Regions from separate parts of the Homo sapiens genome. Here region 2 is linked to region 1. The links are chromatin contacts, found by Hi-C or POLR2A ChIA-PET in ENCODE. All regions are on one chromosome and are shown on one strand. Each heading gives the region's core, a stretch centred on a gene start or an enhancer-like site at or near the end of the contact. The rest is flanking DNA. Distances are from core to core; before and after follow the strand shown.

Region 1 (4,757 bases), core at 2,237-4,736:
TTGAGTCATCCGACCTTTCTGAACCAAACCAATGTATTTCTTTTCTTTTCTTTTGATACAGAGTCTTGCTCTGTCTCCAAGGCTGGAATGCAGTTGCATGCTCTTGGCTCACTGCAACCTCTGCCTCCTGGGTTCACGCAATTGTCCTGCCTCAGTCTCCCAAGTAGCTGGGGTTATAGGCGCCCACCACCACACTCAGCTAATTTTTGTATTTTCAGTGGAGACAGGGTTTTGCCATGTTGGCCAGGCTGGTCTCAAACTCTTGACCCCACGTGATCCACCTGGCTCGGCCTCCCAAAGTGCTATGATTACAGGCGTGAGCTGCTGTGTCCAGCCACCAATGTATTTCTTTCTTTTTTTTTTGAGATGGAGTCTTACACCGTCGCCCTGGCTGGAGTGCCCTTGCGTGATCTCGGCTCACTGCAACCTCCGTCTCCCAGGATCACGTGATTCTCCTGCCTCAGCCTCCTGAGTAGCTGGGATTACAGGTGCACATCATCACACCGGCTAATTTTTTGTATTTTTAGTAGAGACAGGGTTTCACTGTGTTGGCCAGGCTGGTCTCGAACTCCTGACCTCATGATCCACCCACCTCAGCCTCCCAAAGCACTGGGATTACAGGCATGAGCCACTGTACCCAGCTCCTGTATTTCTCAAATGTATTTGATTGATAGCTCTTGCCTCTCTAAAATATATAAAACCAAGTTGCACCCCCACCACCTTGGGCACATGTTATCAGGACCTCCTGAGCCCTGTGTTACGGGCCATGGTCACTCGTATTTGGCTCAGAATACGTCTCTTCAAATATTTTACAGAGTTTGACTCTGTTTGTCGACAGGCCCAAGACCCAGGTGCCCACTCCCTGTCTCCTCGGAGGGCCCGCGCTTCCGGTTCTCTGGCACCTCTGGTTCCTGGTTGCCCTTCTACTTTCTGTTCTGCTTTCTCAAAAAGCTCTGAACATCTCAGGCCTCCATGTAGTACCCAATTCTACTTTTTATTGAAAATCTTACTTAAACACCAACTTGATCACTGATCAAGTTTTCTTGGCTCTTTCTCAGTCACGTTCCCTAGGCTGTGTCCTAGCCCAGAGCTGCACTGCTGGGAGGGATTTGAGAAGGGAGGGGCATGAGCAGGAGGGAGGGCTGGGTGCTCTTGGGTGCAGGAGGGTGGGCTGGGTGGAACATGCAGGAAGGTCTGGGTGGAGGGGCTGTGAGGGTCAGGTCGGGACTCCCCTGTGAGACAGACACACAGGACAGGAACCCCTGCACTCCCCACTCAGGCCCGCCCACAGTGACTGTGGCTTGTTGCCATGTTGCCCTGTTTCTCCCAAAAATCAATATATTGAAGCCCTAACCCCTCTACCTCAATGTGTGGTTGTATTTGGAGACAGGTCCTTTTCAACAGATGATTAATTAATTCATTAATTAATTTTTTTAGAGACGGAGTCTCACTCCGTTGCCCAAGCTGGAGTGCAGTGGCACCATCTCGGCTCACTGCAACCTCTACCTCCCTGGTTCAAGCGATTCAAGCCTCAGCCTCCCGAGTAGCTGGGATTACATGTGCCCGCCACCATGCCCAGCTACTTTTTGTATTTTTAGTAGAGACGGGGTTTTGCCATGTTGGCCAGGCTGGTCTTGAATTCCTGACCTCAGGTGATCCGCCTACCTTGGCCTCCCAAAGTGCTGAGATTACAGGTGTGAGCCACCACACCCAGCCAACAGATGATTAATTTATTTTTATTTTTATTTTGAGATGCAGTCTCACTCTGTCTTCCAGGTTGGAGTGCAATGGCATGATCTCGGCTCACTGCAACCTCTGCTTCCCAAGGTCCAGCGATTCTCCTGCCTCAGCCTCCCAAGTAGCTGAGATTACAGGCATCCACTACCACGCCTGGCTAATTTTTTTGTATTTTTAGTAGAGACGGGGTTTCACCATGTTGACCAGGCTTGTTTTGAACTCCTGACTGTCAGGCCTCTGAGCTGAAGCTAAGCCATCATATCCCCTGTGACCTGCACATATACATCCACCTGGCCTGAAGCAACTGAAGATCCACAAAATAAGTGAAAATAACCTTAACTGATGACATTCCACCATTGTGATTTTTTCCTGCCCCACCCTAACTGATATGATATATTCTCCCCCGCCCTTAAGAAGGTACTTTGTAATATTCTCCCCAGTCTTGAGAATGTACTTTGTAATATTGTCCCCACTCTTGAGACTGTACTTTGTACGCCTATCCCAAACCTATAAGAACTAATGATGATCCCACCACCATTTGCTGAGTCCTTTTTCGGACTCAGCCCGCCCACACCCAGATGAAATAAACAGCCTTGTTGCTCACACAAAGCCTGTTGGTGGTCTCTTCACACAGACGTGCGTGACGTTTGGTGCCAAAACTCGGGACGGGAGGACTCCTTCGGGAGACCGGTCCCCTGTCCTCACCTTCACTGGGTGAGGAGATCCACCTACAACTCGGGTCCTCAGACCAACCAGCCAAAGGAACATCTCACCAATTTCAAATCAGGTAAGTGGTCTTTTCGCTCTTCTCCAGCCTCTCTCACTACCCTCCAGCCTTCCTCTCTCGCTACCCTTCAATCTTCCTGTCCTTCCAATTCCAGTTCTTTTTCTTCTCTAGTAGAGACAAGGAGACACATTTTATCCATGGACCCAAAACTCCGGCGCCAGTCACGGACTCGGGAAGACAGCCTTTCCTTGGTGTTTAATCACCGCGGGGACGCCTGCCTGATTATTCACCCACACTCCATTGGTGTCTGATCTCCACGGGGACGCCTGCCTGATTATTCACCCACATTCCCTTGGTGGTCAGTCAATTGTGGGGATGCCTGCTTTGGCTGCTCACCCACATTGCAGCCCAGGGCTGCTCACTACCCCCTCTTCTCCGTGTCTCTACCCTCTCTGTTCTCTGGGCTTGCCTCCTTCACTATGGGCAACCTTCCACCCTCCATTCCTCCTTCTTCTCCCTTAGCCTGTGTTCTCAAAGACTTAAAACCTCTTCAACTCAGACCTGAACTGAAACCTAAGCGTCTTATTTTCTTCTGCAACACCGCTTGGCCCCAGTACAAACTCGACAATGATTCCAAATAGCCAGAAAATGGCACTTTCAATTTCTCCATCCCACAAGATCTAGATAATTCTTGTCATAAAATGGACAAATGGTCTGAGGTATCTGATGTCCAGGCATTCTTTTACACTTCAGTCCCTTCCTAATCTCTGCTCCTGATGAGACTCATCCCAAAACTTTCTTCTTTCTCTCCTGTCTGTTCCTTCAGTCTCCACCCCAAGCTCTGAGTCCTTTGAATCCTCCTTTTCCACAGACTCATCTGACCTCTCCTCTTCTCCTCAGGCTGCTCCTCGCCAGGCTGAGCCAGGTCCCAACTCTTCGCCAGCCTCTGCTCCCCCACCCTATAATCCTTCTATCACTTCCCCTCCTCACACCGGGTCTGGCTTACAGTTTTGTTCTGCGTCTAGCCCTCCCCCACCTGCCCAACAGTTTCCTCTTAGAGAGGTGGCTGGAGCTGAAGGCATAGCCAAGGTTAATGCTCCTTTTTCTTTACCCAACCTCTCCCAAATCAGTTAGTGTTTAGGCTCTTTTTCATCAAATATGAAAACCCCGCTCAGTCCATGGCCCGTTTGGCAACAACCCTTAGATGCTTTACCGCCCTAGACCCAGAGGGGCCAGAAGGCCGTCATATTCTCAATATGCATTTTATTACCCAATCCGCTCCTGACATTAGAAAAAGCTCCAAAAATTGGATTCTGGCCCTCAACCCCACAACAGGACTTAATTAACCTCACCTTCAAGGTGTACAATAATAGAGAAGAGTTGCGATTACTTGCCTCTTCTGTGAGAGAAACCCCAGCCACATCTCCAGCACACAAGAACTTCAGAACGCCTAAACTGCAAGGGTCAGGCATTCCTCCAGGACTGCCTTCCCCAGGATCTTGCTTCAAGTGCCAGAAATCTGGCCACTGGGGCAAGGAATGCCCACAGCCCAGGATTCCTCCTAAGCCATGCCCCACCTGTGCAGGACCCCACTGGAAATCGGACTGTCCAACTCGCCCAGCAGACAGTCCCAGAGCCCCTCGAACTCTGGCTCAAGGTTCTCTGACTGACTCCTTCCCGGATCTTCTCGGCTTAGTGGCTGAAGACTGACGCTGTCCGATTGCCTCAGAAGCCTCCTGGACCATCACGGACGCTTTGAGTAACTCTTACAGTGGAGGGTAAGTCTGTCCCCTTCTTGATCAATACGGAGGCTACCCACTCCACATTACCTTCTTTTCAAAGGCCTGTTTCCCTTGCCTCCATAACTGTTGTGGGTATTGACAGCCAGGCTTCTAAACCTCTTAAAACTCCCCAACTCTGGCGCCAACTGGGACAACATTCTTAACTCCCCAACTCTGGCGCCAACTTGGACAACATTCTTTTATGCACTCTTTTTTTATTTATCCCCACCTGCCCAGCTCCCTTATTAGGTCAGGACACTTTAACCAAATTTTCTTCTTCCCTGACTACTCCTGGGCTACAGCCACACCTCATTGCCGCCCTTTTCCCCAGTTCAGAGCCTCCTTCACGTCCTCCCCTTGTGTCTTCCTACCTTAATCCACAAGTATGGGACACCTCTACTCCCTCCTTAGTGACTGATCATGCACCCCTTACCATCCCATTAAAACCTAATCACCCTTACCCTGCTCAATGCCAATATCCTATCCCACAGCACACTTTAAAAGGATTAAAG
Region 2 (3,296 bases), core at 3-2,502, 290 kb before region 1:
GTAGCCCCTGGGGTCCCTGACAGTCTAGCCCATTCCTAGTCTAAGCCCACAAGGAACGGGCCCCAGGCCTGCAGAGGCCAGAACCTCGAGTGGGAGTTTCTGGGATACAGCCAGCCAAACCCAGGGAGCCCCAGAAACCCCCTCTCCAGACCCCAGCAGGGCTTCTTTCCATGAGGTGCCACTCAAGGCACCTGAACCCCTCCCTCTGTGCTCACTGTCTCTGACCCATCCTCTCCCTGACCACCCGTCTGAACAAGAGCCCACTCAGCCCTCTGCACTGAGGACCCTGCCCCCCAGCTAGGCTGGAGGCCACCCTGGCCTCTTCACTGTGGGAGCAGACCTTTCTCCCAGACACCCGCCTTGGGCATCCAGGTGCATGCTGAGTGGGAGGGGTGTTACCGGTTCATGAAATGTCAGAGCCCAAGGGGGCCTCAAGAAGGCTCCGCCCACCTTGTCTATAAATTGGGAAACTGAGGCATGAGAGAGGAGATGACACTCCCCACCTCGGAATTGAAGTCCTCATTTCTCGAGAACATTTCCTGGGTGGCTCCCAGCCCAAGGTCACGCAGAGAAGGAGAGGCAGTTCCCGGGTGGAAGAGAGGTACTCAGTTCCCGACTCATCGCTCCACACGGGCCGGGCTAGGCAATACGAACCCGGTTCCCGGCCCTCTCCTCCTCCAACGTCCATCGCAGGCGCGGCATGCACCCCACCGAGATGGTCCACGCCCTGATCCACCCCCCAAAAAAGGCCACCTTAAACCCTGGCTCCGTCCCCACGGTCCCCAGTCCGCCCTGGCGGCCGCGCACAATCCGAGCCTTTCGCGGCATAGCCGCGGCCTGGAGGTCACAGCAATCGGGGCGGGAAGGGGGGCGCACGAACCGGGGGCCCCAGGAAACCAGGGCTCCGGGAGCCGGAGCGGCGTCTCCCGCGAGCACCAGGGATCCCGCCCGCCCCGGGCCCGGGAAGGAGGAGCGGCGGCAGCGGGCCCCGCAGGCAGGACAGCTCCTCGCCCGCCGCCGCGCCGCCGCCGGGGGCCCGTTGGGGTCGGGGTCGGGGTCGGTCCGGGCGCGCCGCCTTTGCTCACACCCCCACCACCCCGGCCTGGCAGAGCCGTCGGCCAGTCCGTCCTTACCCAAGACACGACGCGCAGGATGGTGTGCGGCTGCCGGACCAGGGTGTAGGGGTCGAAGGCGCCCCCGGCTTTGCCCGCTCCGTACGCACCCCCTTCCATCGTGGCTGCACCCGCGCGGTGCCCCCCGCTCGGCGCGCGCCGCCGGCCCGTGCGCGTGCGCGGCGCCCCCGCCCCCTCCCCTGCGCGCGCGGCCGGCGGCCCAGGGCTCCCGCGAGGGGGCGTCGTGCGCGGCGGGCGCAGCTCGCGGGGCGCGGGCGGGGGGCTGGGCAGCGCGCGACCTCGGGCGCGGGGGCGCGCGTGCTGCGGCCCGGGGCTCAGGGCGCGCTCGCAGCCAGTGCGGTGACCTCTTTGCAAAGTGTTTGGGGGAGGGCGGTGCGTGCACAGCAAGTGTGGGCCGTGTCCCTGCCCCGCATCCCCGGTCCCCTGCCCCGGTCGCAGCCCCTCTGAGCCGTCGGCTCTGCTGAAACCATCTTCACGCTTGATTTGTTTGGCTGTTTCCTGCCACTTTGTCGGCCCCAAATATAATGAGAGGGCAGGAGCTGTGTTCGTCCTTCTTAGAGGGTGCTTGGTACGCAGTAGGCGCCGCATGAATATTTCTCGAATGAATGAACCACGAGTGAATGACCCTCTCTTACAGCCCTCCAGAGCAGCCCCCACCTCCCAGGACCACCCTTCCCCTGCCTCTTACGATGACGTCATGTGTGTCCCTGTGCCCGCGCACCCTCCCACCCCCAGCCTGGAGGGGCCTGGCACAGAGGCGGCGGCTGAGACTTCCTCTTCCCCATCCCCTCCTACCCCAGAACGTTGCCCCTTTCCTGAATCTAGCAATTAATTACGCAATCATTTGTTCATGGCCTCTTCTGCTGCTAGTCTGTGAGCTCCCGAGGCCCAGGTGTTGTCTAACTTATTCAATGCCTTACCCAAGGGCCTAGCATACAGTAGGTGCTCAGTAAACAGAGCCTAGTCCCCATCACCCCATCACAGCTTGGGCTAGACCTCCAGGTTTCATGGAAACGGAGGCTAGATGGAGGAGTGCTCCCTGCAGGGGAAGGGCCACCTTCCAGGGCTGGCTCTCCTGCTGCCCTGTAGCTCTATGGCCTCTCTATGTCTGCAGTCACCTTCACTGGTTCCAGGAGCAGGTTGGATGAGGATATGGGTGGAGGCTTTTGCTTCTCTGGTATCCTGCCATTCTGTGATGACAGGACACAACATCTGTGTGGAGGAAATGTGTGCTGGGCCTGAGGGTGCTCCTTATAAAAATTACATAGTCAATGTCCATCTTAGGCTCAGCTGATTGTTTAGTCTCTACCAGGCCTTGTGCTAAGGGCTTTACATACATTTTCACATTTAATCCAGCACACTTATAAGGTGTCTACTATGACTATATAAAACTTTTAGAAGAAAGCACAAGAGAAGGCCGGGCGCAGTGGTTCACGCCTGTAATCCCAGCACCTTGGGAGGCCAAGGTGGATGGATCACAAGGTCAAGTGATTGAGACCATCCTGGCCAACATGGTGAACCCGGTCTCTACTAAAAATACAAAAATTAGCCGGGCGTGGTGGCGAGCTCCTGTAGTCCCAGCTACTTGGGAGGCTGAGGCAGGAGAATCACTTGAACCCAGGAGGTGGAGGTTGCAGTGAGCCGAGATCGCGCCACAGCACTCCAGCCTGGCAACAGAGCGAGACTCCGTCTCAAAAAAAAAAAAAAAAAAAAAAAATCATGAAGAACATGATTCATAAAAGAAACAATTGATAAACTGGACTTTATCAAAATTAAGAACTTCTGTTCTTTAAAAGACATTGTTAAAAGAATGTATGAAAAGACAAACGATAGTCTGGGAGAAAATATTTGCAAAGCATAGATCTAAAGAACTTGCATCCCAAATAAAGAACGTTCGAACTCAATAATAATAAGAGGACCCACTTTTTAAAAAATGGGCAAAAGATTTGAATAGTTATACACCTCACCAAAGAAGATATACACACGGCAACTCAGCACATAAAAAGATGCCCAGCATCCGCGGTGGCTCACGCCTATAATCCCAGCACTTTGGGAGGCCGAGACGGGCAGATCATGAGGTCAGGAGATTGAGACCATCCTGGCTAACACGGTGAAACCTCATCTCTAGTAAAAATACAAAAAAAAAAAAAAAAAAATTAGCCG

What was found. Hi-C counts contacts between places; a loop is a spot of excess contacts on that map. ChIA-PET counts read pairs that join two places held with the same protein, here RNA polymerase II (POLR2A).
Region 2: a map of gastrocnemius medialis shows a loop between it and region 1 (4-fold over the local background). The contact joins the promoter of SYNGR1 here to the enhancer-like site in region 1. A Hi-C loop is called at or near these places in 1 of 168 maps with a recorded cell type or tissue (gastrocnemius medialis). POLR2A ChIA-PET finds 5 or more read pairs at or near these places in 2 of 52 experiments (PC-9 and activated B cell).

The regions. Positions count from the first base shown.
Region 1 is chr22:39,060,185-39,064,941 of GRCh38, reverse strand. No RefSeq gene overlaps it. Among named protein-coding and RNA genes, the nearest start is that of APOBEC3G, 15 kb to the left of the region's middle. RefSeq lists a silencer at 2,332-2,511. Within about 2 kb of position 3,486, at least 2 of the 41 ENCODE cell types and tissues checked have a DNase peak (open chromatin) inside an H3K27ac peak, as active enhancers do.
Region 2 is chr22:39,347,947-39,351,242 of GRCh38, reverse strand. SYNGR1 (synaptogyrin 1) reads right to left here and starts at 1,252. Exons shown (of 4, transcript NM_004711.5): 1 at 1,134-1,252. The coding sequence starts at 1,232. RefSeq lists a silencer at 1,046-1,205.